Linked DNA regions of Homo sapiens: region 2 is linked to region 1. Evidence: chromatin loops called from intact Hi-C (ENCODE). Cell type or tissue: Caco-2. All regions are shown on one strand. Links, peaks and the distances in the headings refer to the core of each region. The heading gives the core; the rest is flanking DNA.

Region 1 (8,568 bases), core at 214-8,213:
TCTGTAAGGCAATCTTCTTTTTTTCTAAAGGATAATTTTGGATACAAGAAAAATCTTTTTCTAATTATTTCTACAAATGTAGTTATTTTTGGCAGATTTTGATGGATGTACATTGATGGATAGCCACGTGGATCCAGAAAATAAAGGTAAGTATGTACCAGAGTGAATCAAGAAAGTCCTAAGATTTGATATGTCAGTCCAGGATTCTCCAACTAGCTTTTCTGTTTCCAACTGAAGACTTCTACTCTGCATTTGACTAAAGCAGAAGATATGCAAGGAAGCTCAGTCTCTCAATTGAGTGGATTCTGAAATTTATCCTGTTGTCTTCAGCTACTAAGGCTAATTTGCAAATCACACTGTGCACGGGTAAGCATAAACTGTAAGCATATATATTAATCTTCATTTTTTTAAATTGTAATCATTCACATATAAGCCTGGTCCACACTTAATTTCTTTCTTGGCTTCATTATTTTTTTTCTGTCAAACATTTTAAATTGCTGTGTTCCAGGTACTTAATATATATATGAGAGTAAGATGTGATGTTTATTCTCTGACATCTCATAGCCTGGTTTCCAGGTACTGGTCCAGCTCTGTTAGCCTCCTGCCTGGAGACAGTAATTTCGTTTCAACTTCACCGGTCCTTTTCCAAGGAACAGGGACCAGGGAGACCCAGGGACCAATCTCTTGGGCCTCAACTTTCTGAGACTTTATTGTATCTAATATGGACCCTTTTGAACATTAAAACTCTTCCCTTGAATATTTTCACCACTTGGATAGAGACCTATGTTTCCATTTACTACCTCCAGATTTGGGATAGAATTCCTGACCCAAATGTGATTCATATTTTAATATCAGATCTGTTTGGAATCTCTATTTTGGGCCAATAGTACCCTCCTCATGTATAAGCCTCAAAGAGCAATTACACTTGGCCTTTACTATTTCTGGACTCTCTATCTCCAAGTATCTCTATCACAGCTCAGCCACATTAATATGAAAGCATAAAGTGGCATGATAAACCAACCCTTTTTAATGTTTTCTCATTCCTGGATGCTGTGTCATTGTCAATTGTAACAATACTCTTTTTTCTTTCTTTTCTTTTCTTTCCAGTTTTATCTCTCCCAATAAATACAATATTCTACATCCTCTGTTGTACTCAGAATTTGGAAATTAACCCCAGTATGCTGATTAATAGTCATAACTATATCTAGATAACAAAATATGCATATATATGAAGGAGGCAGACAATAGGGGAGGGCAGGTTGAAAGTTTTTTTTATCCTAATTTCTTGAAACTCTTCTTACATGAGTCCCCTGACTACTCTTACATATGCATCATTTTCTCTCTCGTGATCACATATGCTTTAAAATATGTAAAATTTATATGAATATATTTTATGCCTGGCTGCATTTTAATACCTTCCGTCAAGGGTTCCAGGGTGAAATAGGAGCACTTAGGAAGCACTGCAATGAATTTACTGCTTATTCAGCATATTGATAGAGTCTTCTCTAAAACAACAAAAAGTGTTGACAGCAAACTGAAGATCTTAAAGGTAAGACAGACTGATCATACTTTAGTTGTTTATAAAGCTAAACTTATACATATTCACACTCAGGTTTTGAGGAAATGAATTCTTATATAGAGTATTTTCTTACCCAGAGTTTACTGTTCCTCGAGTTAAAAAAAATTAAAGAATGAAAATGAGTCTTCGTCATTTTATTCCTTTCTTTTTCCCCATCAACCTTTACATTATTTTCTAATATTTTTCTGAACTTTCTGGCCAATAATCAAGATTTTGAAAAGAATAGGTTGTTTCAATGTCAGTTAGTTCCTTACTAAAGCTTTATTACAACTTTTTTTCTCACTTGTCTATTTCCTTGAGCAAACATGACATGAAGCATTTTCACAAGAGCCTGTTCCCAGAGAAATTAAAGTCAGTGAAAGGCCAGATCACATGGTAACAGATTTAGAAGGAAGGATGAATGATGCATTTCTTAACGGTAACAGAGAAATCAAGTTACATGCACTTATTTCTTTTACTTTTGCAGACCATAAAAATGCAGTTTTTTTATACAACAGCATGTAAAATAATCTTTAATCCAGTATTCTGATTTGTTTTAGGTAATATGTATTAACTAATAGTTTTCGGTTGTTAGTTTATTTTTTTCTGTTCTGAGAAACATAAATGGCATAAATTTGAATGTGAAATAATCAGGTATGAATAATTAAATGATTAAATCATTGGAGTCTAAAGTTCAAACAGAAATAAGAAAATTAGATTATGTGGATAAATATTGACCAGATAAACAAAGAACCTCATTATTTCTTAGTAATGATGGTCTTCCTTCCACAAATGTCAACATCACCTTATAGTCACTCAGATGTGAAACTTAAAGTCTCCTTGATTCAGCTAAATGATACATTCCTTCTGGTACAGTCGATTCACCTAATGAAATATTTTTCCACTTCATCTTACCCTTTGCACTGATCCTGACACAACTCAATCTAGGTACAACCTTTGCACATGACCAACTGGTTTTCTTACTTTCCAGCCTTTTCTCCATCCATCCAGTCTATAATCAGTTTTATGTTCTCAAAACATATGTGTCATAAGTGTTCTTCCATGTTCACAAACCTTCAGTATTTCCAAAAATTTATAAGAGTGGTTCAGCATCTGTATATTATATAAACATCACCTGGGCATTTGATTTAAATGCAGGTATTAAATACCTAGAAACAACTCTAGATACTCTGTTTGAAAAGATTGTCTGGCCAATATTGCTTCTTAAATATTACTCCAGGGTGATTAGAAAGCCGGTGGTCCAAAGTTTCACAAGTGTTATTCTACAGAATAAAGTTTAGTCATTGCCTTCCACAAGTAAAGGCACAATGGACCTTGCTAACTATATCTCTTACCCAACGAAGCAAGTTCTTTACTTTAGCTAAGATTCATATTGATTCTCTTTTCATATCCCCTTTTTCATTATTGCCTTCTCCCACTTATGAAGAAAAGTATGAGTCTTAGTCATCATCAGTCTTTTATAGTGCATTGAGGCGCAAATAAAAAGACGAAGTTATATATCATTATCTGAGATACCTCCTTTAACAAAGACACCATCCTTTTGGGAGGGCTTTATGACGTTCACTGGCTTGTATGTGTGTCTGCATAGTGTAAGGCACGATATATGGAATGGAATTTGTGTTATCCAGTTAGTGTTTTGAAATCAAATTAAGATATAGAGTACTTTAGAGTGACTATTAGGAACACTGACAGTTTTATTTGTATAAGTTTAAAAATAGTATTTTCCAACAATTGTAGAAAAATAGATGATTTCTGACAGAGAGCCTCAAAGTTGCTGGAAACCTGATCCATCTCTTTCTCCCTCTCCCTCTCTCTCTCTCTCTATATATATAATGAAGTTTATAAATATAAACTTATGTTGTATATGAATTATATATGTAAACATGATATATATTTATCATTTTTGTGTATATAATATATAGATATTTATAAATTTGTATGATATATAAACTTTGCATTAAAGGTCTTCCTTTTTTGTTAACATCTACAAAATAAATAAAGTGGTACTCTTAAAAGCAAGATATTCAACCAAAGTATTAGAAATTTCTAAATATTTTCAATGTTATAGAGGGAAATGAAATATTATTCAGCCTTAAAAAAGAAGGAGATTCTACTATTTGAAACAACATGGATGAATGTGGAGGATGTTACTTAGTGAAATAATTCAGTCACAGAAGCGCAGATCCTGGAGGATTCCTCTTATGTGAGACATCTAGAAGTAGACAATAGATTGGTGATTACCAGGGAGTGAAGAAAGGGGGATAAGTTTAATCCTGTTCAATGGGTATGAAGTTAGTTATAAAAGGTATGTAAATTCCAGTGATTTGCTGTACAACATATCACCTATAGTTAACAATAAAGTATTGTACATTTAAAAATTGTTAAAAGGGTACATCTTATGTTTAATGTTCTTACCACAAACAAAGAGAGACACAAGGAAACTTTTGGAGGGGATGGATATATTTATACTTTGCAGTGGTGGTAAAGTGGATACCCATGTTCAAACTTAGTAAATTGTATACATTAATTATGTTCAGTTTGTATCATAATTTTATTTCAATAAAGCTGAAAAAGCACTGCTTTGTATTTTTATTTTAAACATTTATTCATATACATGTCTATTATTTATTTTAAATGTTACTCATATTCATTTTTACCTATTATGCTCTGTTGCCACAGTGAAATTGTAATCTATTGCTGGATATGGATTTTCTTTCACATTTAGGTATTTTCTCTGATACTAAAAATGTGTATTCAATAGATTATTGTTAAATTATAACAAATATTGAATTTATTTCTAAAAGCACAATATAACTCAACTTTATTTACATAGAAGACATACTGAAAATAGATACAAACTGAAAAAAAAAGTTGCTTTCTCCAAGTATTTTAATAATTTTAACAACACTCAGAGAAAAGTCACACTTCCCTGACAGTGATAACTAAATTTTGAAATAAAATTCCAGTCAAGCAAGTATTAACTTTTTTCTAGCAATTTTACATTAAAACTATAGAAAGACTTTCAGAATCAAGAGTACTATGAAACAGGAAGCCTGATTTTCTATCTTAGCTATATCACTTGTTTTCTGTGACCTTAAAACAATTTCTATTCATCTTTTCCTGAACTAAAAAAAAAATGTAAACTTTTACGACTAATTCATCAGATATTTCTTAGGTTAAAATCCAAACAGAAAGTATTTTCACATTAAAGACTTCTGTTATTACAGTGTGGACCAGAGCACACAGAACATGAAAGCAAGTCAATTCCCTAGGCATCTTTAGAAATGTTCTTTTCTTAGAGAGAAAAATTGGAAAACAAATGGATTCAAAAATCTATCTTCAAAATACAGAGTTGGGAAAGGAATCTTATCCATTTCTTCTCATTGTCAAGAAATGACTGCATTAGAGTTCCAAATATATGTAGTACAAAATAATATAATTATGGATGTCTTCACATTTGATGTTGTGACACACCTGATAAGGCCAGTGCACTTGACGTAAAGGCTGACGATTGCTCAATGAGCAGATATGCCACACTTCTATATATTCTGGCAGCTTCTATTACAGTCTGGAGTCAACTCAGGACAACTCTTCATGACTCTATGTCAAGTTGTATTCAAAAACATGTCAACTCTAATGTTCCATCATTTAGACATTTGTAATCGTTCTGGTTAATTACTATTGGAACTGACATCCCATTTTCACTCTACTGCCACATAACCAAGCAAGCTCGATCAACCTCAAATTCATCGCAGCATGGCAACAGAAAGATTTGTTCCCACATGTTCAATTATCATTTCCTTATTTCTCAATGAGAAATTATATTTTCCTATAAATTGCCAACAGTATCTATCAAAAGTCAAGCAATTACATATTTCTGATGGCAATAGAAGCAGAGAGAAAACTTAACAACTTGGATGTTATCCATACTAAGTTTAGGATCTTTTCCCCTCTTCACACAGCTTGGTAGAATTCTTCTAACAAAGACCAAAACTGAAACTTCAGTACATATATTAGATTGGTTCAATATCCAATATCAATATTGAACACTAGTATCAAATCAGATTTTACAATAATATTTTCCTTAGCAATAATTACCAAGGTGGTAATTATAATATTTGGAAGGTTGAATAAGGGAGATTTCTCATTATCTAATATTTTTATATTCAATAATAACATGTTTCTATTCTGAGGAAGATTATTTTTGGGGAGAATTTCTGAATAATAAAGATAAATATTTTCAAGACAGGTGCCAATCAACCCAACTGAAATGTCACAAATTTTCAACAGCAGAGGGCAATCTTCTCTAGCAAAAGTATATGTAGGGTAAAAATCTCTGGCTGTAGATTCTTCACTGATAATATATTTTTGTCTAATTTCTCCCTCTAAAGTAAATAAATAAATATATAAATATATGGGTATATATAATATATGTATTTTAAGGCTATAGATTATACACTAATCTTTTGTGTTTGAACATTTATTATTGTTACTATTATTTTGAATGAAGTGTTCAACAGTAAGCAATAAGGGGCAGGATGAGATCTGTTATCAAATCTTCTTAAGGGTAATGCACCATTTAATGAAGGTTTTATGGACGGGAAACAATGTGCATCACCTAGAAGAAAAACATTACAAAGGACTTGGTACCACCAGTACATTCTGTATTCTGCCATAGACTTACTTATTTAAATTGAAATGAAAGCTGATCCACTATAACCAGAAGGTAACTGACAATCTGATAAAAACAAATTCACTAAGTAATTGCCTGCTACTAATAGCAAGCATCTGTCTTTAGTATAACTTGACCGTTATTTTTGAAAGTCAAAGTGATGTATGCATCAATAGGAAAAGTTATACAGCAAGGAAAATGGTTGGGAATTCAGGTTGAACCTATTGATCCATAGGAGGAAGATTTCAGCCAGTAACCCTAGCCAAAATCAAGTTCTTTTTGGTAGCTTTTCAGTGATTAAGAGTAAATTTGCTGTAGTGCAACTCCATTTACTAAATCATGTGGAAGCTACTACTTTTATTGTCTTTATTAGAATTTTATCTAATGCCTTAACAATATAGTAACACTCTCTTTCTGACCGTTAATGGGCTAATATACCAGACAGATATATAAAATATCAAGTATCAAAATATTTTAATTTGTATTGATTCATATTTTTCTCCAATGTTTAAAATTGATGTTAGGAAACTGAAAAATTGAGTCTCTGTTTATAACTCAGGAAGGAAAACACTCAAAGGAAAGAGCAACCCTGGTTTGAAGGGAGGCAGAAGGGTGATTGAGTGTACATAGCTTCTTAAACCTGCAGAAGGATGTTAGAGTTAAGGGTCTGTAGTATTTTTGCCACAGTCATGGATTGCCTTTTGGTGTCTCAGGGTAGCTCAACCCAGCACTGAAAGTAGTAGAGATCCACAGCAACTAGCTGTAGTGATTTCCATGAATCCCTGAAGTTAGCCTCTCATCACAGAAAAAGGCATTTCTCAGGCACTCCTTAGAGGTTGGTTAATGGAGTCTAAGGATAAAGGAAGACACTTCTTAGAAACTGGCAAGTGAGGAAAAAGACATCATAATGGGTACATCTCTGGGTGGAACATTTAGAATCGCTCTCGAGCCAAAAAGAAAGACTAGACTTTCTCTGGATTAGTAATTCTAATAGTGACAGGTTTTTTTGGTCAAATAAAAACATTCCAATTTAGAGGAATAAGCCAAAGTATGTTTCTTTTATGTATTACATTTTATAGAGGCAAAATCCATTTTAATTATAAGCTAAGTTTATGTAAATATAATTTCCCACTCTCTGTAAATGTAGTAAATATTATAGAAGAAAATTGTTCCATATAATTATATATAAAGGTATAAAATATAACATTATTATCAATTTATATTGTTTATTAGAATGTGTGTGTCCCACCCCTGCAGTACTTCAGCATTCTGAGGTAACAAGACAGTTGGCTTACTGCATCTTAGAAAGGCTTATTGATTTTGTTATTGCTACAACTATCATGGAAGCAGAGGCAGCAATTTCTCAAGCCTAGTTCCAAAAGGATTAAACCTGACAAAGATTTATGTAAGTCAAAATCTTTGTATTCTATTGCAACCATATAACATCATCTTCTTCAGTTTTACCTTCCTCGCATGACCCTAACAGAAACAAATGAGACTAGAAGAAATATTAGGAGGCATCTGAAGAAATAAAAGGAGACATGCTTACCTTTCCACTTTGACTCCAAAACTAGGAAATAATTTTCTTGTTTAAAACCTCATATAGCAATTGATTGCTTTTATGGGTTCTTGGCATACAAAATAATGCCAAGATATTATTGCTTTTTCAAAAGAAAGGCTGATATTTGAGTTTTCATCTATGGCCTGTATTGGGAGAGCAGATACATATTAATATTCAGCTTAAAATATGAAACACAGGTTAAGGGAAATTTATTTTTATGGCAAAAGAAAATGTAGATTATCTGACCCAAAATATCTATCACTGATACTGTATGACTGTCCCATCATTGTATTTTGGGAAGAGCTAACTTGTATTTTGAGTTTCATAGGTTCACAAATTGGGTCCCAGGATGGGTCAGATCCAAAATCTCACTCACACCTGACATATCTGATTTAGATAATTTAGATAATGAGATGTGAGGCCGTTTAGCTGATAAAATTTAGACGAGATTTTAGATTTAAGTTGTAATGATTGAGACTTTTGGAAACCTTGGGCTAGGATGAATATATTTTGCATGTGGAATTGACATGAATCTTTGGGGGCCAGAGGGCAGACTATGGTTGGCAGAATATCAATAATATCCCCAATAATACCATTGTTTGAATCCCAAATATCTGGAAATGTGTTTCTTACACATTTAATGTGTAATCATAATATAGTTTATAGTTTGCAAATATAATATAGTTTGCAAATATGATTAGGTTAAGGAACTTGAGTTGGGGAGCTTATTCTGGATTATTTTAGTGGTCTCAGTCT
Region 2 (8,568 bases), core at 124-8,123, 260 kb after region 1:
TATATTCTAGATATTAGTCCTTTGTCAGATGTACAGATTGTGAAGATTTTCTCCCACTCTCTTTAGTGTTTGTTTACTCTGCTGACTGTTCCTTTTGCCATGCAAAAGCTCTTTAAGTTATCTAAGTGTCAGCTGTTTATCTTTGTTTCATTATTTTCTTACATTTATATTTACAAGTTAAATATTTTTTAGAAAGCAGTTTTATTAATACATTTTTTAAATAATTTTATTAATTTATTTTATTTTTATTAATAATATTAATGATATTTGCATTTAATTTTGTCCAAATAGTCTGTTATTTCGACCCACCATAAATAAATCCATAAGTGAACAAGCATTTGTAAAGAGCATCCTATATGCATAAAACCAAAGTAGGCATTATAAAAAAAAAAAAGGAGATTAAAATAAAGTTCCTATCATTGGAGACCCAAAGACTCTGAAAAAATATTAACTATGTGATACTGATTATAAACTGCAGTACAACACAATAGAGAGATTTGATCTGTTTGGATATAATAGTTTTCTTGCATGATTTGGAACTGGGACTTAGTGAGGATTAGATAGGCATAAAGTAAAAGCAAGTCAAAGGAAAATGTGCAAAAGCACCATTCTAGTAAAAGTGAAGCATGTAAACATTTCTGTCCCATATTATCCTACGGACAGATCTTTGTGAGCTTCTTTGATGGTTCATAGATGTTGTATTAGCCAGAGTTCTCCAGAGAGACAGAACTAATAGGATATATGTATATATGAAGGAAAGTTTATTAAGGAGAATTGACTCACATGACCACAATGTGAAGTTCCATGATAGGCCATCTGCAAGCTGAGGAGCGAGGAAGCCAGTAGTGGCTCAGTTCCAGTCCCAAAGCCTCAAAAGTAGGGAAGCTGACAGTGCAGCCTTCAGTCTGTGGCCAAAGGCTGGATAGTCCCTGGCAAACCACTAGTATAAGTCCAAGAGTCCAAAGGCCAAATAACCTGAAGTCTGATGTTCAAGGACAAGAAGCATCCAGCATGGGAGAAAGAGGAAAACCAGAAGACTCAGCAAGCCAGCTTATTCCACCTTCTTTTGCCTGCTTTTTCTAGCCACCATGGTAGCCAATTGGATGGAGGGTGGGTCTTCCTTTCCTAGTCCACTGACTCAAATGTTAATCTCCTATGGCAACACACTCACAGACACACCCAGAAACAAAATTTTGCATTCTTCAATCCAATCAAGTTGACACTTAACCATCACAGAGGTGCATCTAAGTAAAGAAGGGTCTTCCTCTATCTGGAAGGTTGCATTCTTCAACAAAGAGATGCACGGGGAATGGAACAGTTGGAAACTCATGACTGCTTTACAGCCAGCTAAGCAGAATCAACTGTGGCACAAATAACACGCACAAGCAATAGATTTACTATTCTCACTTCAGGTAGAACTTCAGAACAATTCCGCAATGCTGAAGGGATAGATAGGAGAAGCTAGTTCTCCCCTGGGAATTTAGTAAGAAATGTGTGAATAGATTATACAATAACTTGAATACCAGGCAGGGGAGTTAACATTTGATGAAATTACCCTCCTCTCCTCCACTCCAAAACAAATAAACAAAAACAAATTAAACAAGCCTTTTAACAAGAAGTCTAGACTTTTGCATGGGGTGGTGGCGGTGGAGTAGTTGTTATTGACTCCATTCTTTGCCTGAATGGATCTATTTATGTTCCAGTGTTCAGCAAGAAAGAATCTAAGGCTTCCATATATTATATCCCCTCTTTTTATATTAAGCTTTCTTGTTTAGAAGACATGTCCATTAGTCTTCTGTTATTGTTTTTATGAGGATTTGCAAAAATCTCTCTCAGTAGGAGATGTAAATAGCCCTATGTTTCTTTCTTCAGCTAAGCAACTCTACTTAACTATTCTGACATTTCTTCAAACTAATAAATTTACACTGTGAAAATCCAAACTTAGCATTTTTATTTGTACAAGAGTCCCATTTTATTTTGTTACCAGTTTGAAACATTTGAGTTCTTTTTAGAATGTTCCTTTTCTCTCTCTCAGCAAATCTGAGATTTTCTACGTTTATGTCTCTTATATGTCCTCTCTTAGTCCCAACTGCTGTTATCCCTGAGTGAATTTATCATTTTACTCTTGAACTAATGGTTTCTCACCAACAATTGGTGATTAATTAATGTTGAACACTTGCAATAATCTTCAAGTTTATCTCATCATAACACATTCTTTTCAATTAAATCTGTCCTGTACCATTCTGCTGGATTTTTCTTACCAACATATTACTGTCCACTTATTCTACATGCTTCCTTCCATACTCCTGCTCCTCTGAGCACTTCAGCAGAACTTTTCAAACTTGTTTTAACAAAGCACACGTATGTTTAAATGAAATATTACATTGGGTCCCTATATGCATGTGAACAGAAGAGAAAAGTTTCTGTGGATAAGATTGGAGATGGAGGCCAGGCATGGTGGCTCACCCCTATAATCCTAGCACTTTGGGAGGCTGAGGCAGGCAGATAGTTTGAGGTCAGGAGTTCGAGACCAGCCTGGCCAACATGGTGAAACCCTGTCTCTGCTAAAAATACAGAAATTAGCCAGGCGTGATGGCACATGCCTGTGATCCCAGCTACTCGGGAGGCTGAGGCAGGAGAATCATTTGATTCTTGTGGGAGGTAGGAGGAGAAGGAGGAGGCAGGAGGAGGTTGCAGTGAGCTGAGATCACAACACTACATTCCAGCCTGGGTGAGGGAGTGAGAACCTGTTTCAAAAAGCAAACAAACGAAATTGGGAATTGGGGATAGAGGAATGTTGATAGGATATACCTTTCAAAGACCCTCTCTCGTTTATGTCTCTCCTTTCCACTGCAGTACGCCAGGGGCATAGGTTAGAGAGTGTGCTATACAATGCCTGTAAAGCCAAATTTGAAAACAACTGAATTATAGCTCTAGTCAGATCAGTCCCACATCTTCTTACCAATTCAAGCCAGGTATTTACTCAACTAAAAACTCTTGCTCAAGTCAATCTTACTATTTTCTCTAGTCCTCCCCCTGATGCTCTGACTTATCCTTTTTCTAAAATTCATGGCTCTCCTCCTCTATGAAGTTGACTAAGGCAATCGAAGTTTTAATGACCACGTTTTTCTGTCAAACCTATATTTGCCTGTGGGCAGTAAATCTGAAGCATGTGCTACTTTGCATTGATATATGTAAAGAAGATAGATGATTGATGGATTGATTGATTGATAGACCCTATCTCTGCCTTTAATTCCCCACTGCTTTGAACATTGGCACTGCATTTCTTAACTCTTTGTAAACAAAATATTCAAAATGGTGTCAGTATAAAATGTGTTTGTCAATTATGGTAATGTTATTTTATTTAAGATTAGGCCAGCAGCAGTAGCCACATTTTTCAAAATGGAAAATACAAGTAAAAAAGCATATTTAGACATAATATTCATCTATGTAAGAAATAGGTGGTGATAGCAGAGGAACAGTTTGACGATCCTTAATGTGCATTATCAGGTGATCATAAAATGAAGTATCCAAGTAAATAAATTATATACAGTTGAAAGTAAAAGGAAAGCATGACACAATCATCACATAATGTATGGTTAAAAAGGTTCCTTTTTATATTTCTCAAATTGGTACATGTGTTTAAATTATTAAGTAGTGCTGAAAAGGTGCTGCGAACTAGGTAATCTTACAATCTGCCAGTGGCAGTGAAAGGTTATGGGTAAGACTCTTGGTAATGTGCACCTAGAGCCACACAAATATTTTGATTTCTGAAACCTGTAATTTTGTTTCTAAAAGCCTATGTAGTGAAAATAATCACAGATACAGACATATGTTTACATACAAAGATGATAGGATAGTATTATTTATATTAGTGACAAAATGATTTAAATATCCATCAATAGATATTATAACTGGTAAATTATGGTATATATAGTTAATAAAATATTATAAGCCTAATAAATATTTAAGAGAATTTTAATGACTTGGGAACAAATTCATAATAAAGTGGTAAGTGATGAAGCTGAATAATAAGTATTCGTTCAGCGTGTTCATAACTATGTAAAATGGATAGAAAGAAAACAGGAAGAAAACAAATGAAAATATTAACTGTGATTGCCTTCACGCAATAGGGTCTTGTTACTTTATATTTTCTATACCTTTCATTTTTTGTATAGTAAGCATGCATTTACTTATACCAAGACTTTAAAAAAAATTAAATCACTGCTTATAAGACTAAAGGGGAAGGAAGATTTCATATTCTCCTTCACTATAGTCCCACTCTGCAAATGATCAAATTACAGAAGTAAAGGATCAGCCTAACAACTTGGCAAAGATGAACAAAGGACCTGAAGAAAGCTCTGCTCTGCCCCCTGCTGGGAGGGAGTCCAACTCCAACCCATTGCTTCTTGGCCAAGCTGTACCAGCCGCTGGGTCAGAAACTATAGAGTCTTTCAAGCTAGCAAGGGGCTGGATTCTCTAGTTAATAATAATAACAGTAATTTTGGCTTTCTTTGTGATATTTGTGGTATTTGTCAGCTTTTCAACAGTTATAACTTGTTCATTATTTTTCTCATTCTAAAAAAAAAATATTCATTTCCATCCTCAATTTGGTATTGGTAGTTTTAAATTACTTTTTTAAAAAGGACCCTCCAAAGAGTGTAAGCACCAGGGCCCACAAAACCTGAATCCATTCCAACAATAGAAAGGAAGAAATTAGGCCGGTGGCTCACGTCTGTAATCTCAGCACTTTGGGAGGCTGAGGCTGGCGGATCACTGGAGATCAGGAGTTCGACACCAGCCTGACCAACATGGTGAAACCACATCTCTACTAAAAATACAAAAATTAGCAGGGCGTTGTGGCACACACCTGTAATCCCAGCTACTTAGTAGGCTGCGGTAGGAGAATCACTTGCACTTGGGAGGTGGAGGTTGCAGCGAGCTGAGATCCCGCCACTGCACTCCAGCTTGGCAACAGAGCCAGACTCCATTTCAAAAAAAAAAAAAGAAAGAAAGAAAGAAAAAAAGAAAAGAAAAAGAAAGGAAGAAATTATAGGACTGTGGCCAAAGACCTTGGAATCACTTTTATTTACACAAATGTAACCTGTCAAGGATTCAAGGTTGTGACAGGCTTAAGGCAAAGTGTTGGCAGTCACATGTAAAAAGATGTCAAGATGTGTGCTGTTTTGCTGGTTGTGTATTGTACTGTAAAATGTTGGGAAACAAAAAGAAAAACAAGAATTTCAAGAATACTCTCTCCAACTGTCAGTGGGATCCAAGTGGTATCTGAGACAGGAATATGTAGGGCCTTGTACACCATGGTATGATGTTTATTGATTCTTTTGCACATACTTGCAGGCTTTGCATTTATTGAACTATGTAATTCAATACCTTTTTAATCTTTTGGACTTTTTTCCCCCTGCGAAAAAGTCATCGCTGATGATATTCACATATGTGACAAATTAAAATGGAAGTGGTCAGAGCTAGACACAATTATTAGAGCAACAGCTGTAATTCTACCCATTTCTTTTTCACTCAAGTAAAAGTTACACTGAGTAATAATAATAAATAATGAGGCTCTTTTTCTCTAGTCGCTATGTGAGTATAATCCGTTGTTTTATTGTTTAATTTGAATTTGTCTCTCGTTGGCCAGAATTTTTTAACAATACTATAGTGATTTTAGGTAATCTATATCTTGTCCTAGTTTTAGTAGAGGGGATTGTTAAGAATAATGTGATAATTGTGTTTTAGAGAAACATTTTTATCACATTAGGGGTGGGTCTTTCAATTCTTAGATATCTAAGGACTATGTTTCCTCTTTTCTGAAACAAAGGCTGGAGACGTTGTTAGTGCCTTTGCTACATATTTCTAAACTGTTCTATTCTTACTATCATATACTGTCATATCATATACACATATACTATTATATACATATCATATGCAACTACCACATCCTTCTGTCAACCAGGCTATGTGTTAACCACGTTATGTCATTTAATACACTGGTTTTATGAATTAAATAGTATATACTTTTTTGTGGTCATTTCAAGACAGTTTTGGTTTTATAAGGAATATTTTAGTAAGTTTCCCTCATGAAAAACAAAGCTTTGTCAGTTAAGACTCAAGTCCTCACTTCATCCCAAATTTCTGTCTCAAATCCTTAAGTAGCTGTGGAAGCTTATACGCCTTTTCTTTCTACGAACTTTTATATATTTACATATATGACCATATAACATATTTTTATCATTATGATTGCTTACATTTTATATAAATCATATCATGTATATTTTATTAAAACAATTTTTGTCTTAAACATATACTTTGGGTATCTTTTCTGAATAGTACATGTACACATTCTTTATTCTTTTTAATTGCTCCTAAGTTTTCTATAGCAATTATCACACCACAGTTTATTGAAGCATTTCCCAAATTAGGCTGCTTGAATATTTTACCATAATAAATGTTACTAAAAGATAACTTTTTTGTTCATGCTTTCCTGTGCACAGGATCTATAATCAATATTGAGAAATGGTTTTACTGAGTCATAGGATATATTTATTTTTAAAGTTATTAAAATCTTCCAAATTGCCTCCAAAACTTATACTACCAGCACCAATTGAGATTACCAATCTCCCCATATTCTTGCCAAAACTGATATGATGAGACTAAAACCTTTGCAAATATGGTGGACTGAAAAATGATATCTGATTAATTTAATGATTGACATGATTCTGGTTACTACTAAGTTTCAGTCATATTTTCATTGACCCTTGCATTGTTGGGTTTGAATTGCTTATGCATACACTTTGCCCATTTTTAAATTGAAATATTTTTCCTTAATGAAATGTGTGAACACTGATAATTTGTCTGACATAGGTTTCAGATATTTTTTCAACTCTGTTCTCTTTTTAGTATTCAGATGTTTTAAATATTGAATTACATAAATTTACATATTTTTATCCTTCCTGTATTGTACTATTTTTATTTCTTTAGTTCTTCCCTTCCACAAAAGCCATGAGAATATTTTTCTTTGTATTCATTTAATATTTTCTTAAAGAACAAATATCTTATTTAGAGTGCTCATGTAAATGTTATCTTTTTTAATATCTATTTCAGTTGTTCATATATCTAGAATTTATTCTTATGAAGGTATTAGATATAAAGCTAACTTAATTTTTCCAATAGACGATTTTCCTAACACAGTTTGTTGACTAATTGATCATTTCTATACTAATGATCTATACTATTGGCCATTTCTGTACTGTACATATAATGTTTACATTAAATTGTGTTATATTTATGAATTTCTGAGCTCCATATTATGTATTTTCTTACATTGCTACTTGTTTATGTATAAATCTAAATGCTGATAGCACAACTTTAATTACTATACATTTGAAATATATATAGTTACAGGGTACAATAACCTTCCTGTTTCCTATGAACCCATGCAATTTACTCTCCCCACCAATTCTCCTAAAGTTTTTGGCTACACTTACAATCTAATTACTCCACGTATATTTTTACATTGATTTGTCAGATTACATAAAACAATCTTTTTGGTATGCTTTACTGAATCCAGCTCACAGGCAGGACGTTGGTACAGGGAGAATGTAAGATGAACAAGGAACCCCTTGTCATGCTAGAAAATAAGAAGTGCTCAACAAACAAAAGGGTGGGAACATGTTAAAGGGACTTAGAAGCCAAACTGAAAGATGTCCCAATGGACAAAACAGGAAATATCTGAATAACAAAATAAATAAGGTGGTGCTGGATTATAGCAGAAAGTATAAAATCAATGTATGTGAGCCCACATATATAGATAAATGATTGGATAAACAAACAATTAAATGTGAGGAGAAGAGAAAAAAAATCTTCTGTATAGGAGAACCCCCAATAGTAATAATAATACATGTAGACACTTTCACTTCCTGCAGATTAATTATATCATTCTTGAGAAAAATGTAGACTTTGTCATTTCAGGCAATTCCCATAGTTGGACTCAAACTTTAAACTCTGTTCTTTGGAATCAGCTCAAATCTGAAATTCAGTTCTTTTATCATTAGATGGGCTGTTTGTATGTGTGCCTCAGGTTCCTCCAGAGACTGGGACAGAGTTTATACACAGGATTTTGGGCTTTCCTTCTGGCTGTCTCTTCTTCATGATCCTCCTTCCTCTCATTGCATTCTAACAACTATGGTTGTCTGAAACGTGTCCTTTGGCTCTTTAAGATCAGAAGGACATGATTGAGGATGTTTTTATTGAAGTTTTGGCCACCCTGCATTGTGTCTGTGGCCTGTCCTCAGCTGAAAACTATACACACAGGTAACACTGAGCCATCCCCATTTCCAAGTGTCAACACCCCTCTATAATCTGCTTATATTTGCTAATTATCCACTGCCTTCAGGTAGCTTTCACTTCCTGATGTTGTACATCAAGAAGTTGTACAAGTTGGTCTTATTTCTGGGAGAGTGAGTGATATCAGAAACAGACTCTAATGATATCTTTAAATAAACTTTTTTGCCTTAGAATAGTTTTAGATTTATAGAAAATTTGCAAAGAGAGCAG

The links. Peaks named below come from ENCODE experiments on the same cell type or tissue, not always from the same donor. Only the 100,000 strongest peaks of a DNase experiment are listed, where the experiment ranks them.
Region 2: a loop joins it to region 1, with 4 times the contacts of the local background. A loop is called at or near these places in 9 of 110 quality-filtered maps.

Annotation. Positions count from the first base shown.
Region 1 is chr2:35,162,694-35,171,261 of GRCh38, forward strand. It overlaps LOC107985808 (a long non-coding RNA gene), which reads left to right. Exons shown (of 3, transcript XR_001739188.1): 3 at 83-146. Among named protein-coding and RNA genes, the nearest start is that of MIR548AD, 300 kb to the right of the region's middle. In Caco-2, for the core only: no CTCF peak of the experiment used is centred there; no DNase peak of the experiment used is centred there.
Region 2 is chr2:35,424,362-35,432,929 of GRCh38, forward strand. No RefSeq gene overlaps it. Among named protein-coding and RNA genes, the nearest start is that of MIR548AD, 43 kb to the right of the region's middle. In Caco-2, for the core only: a CTCF peak has its summit at 4,368 (motif pointing left); a DNase peak (open chromatin) is centred at 4,390.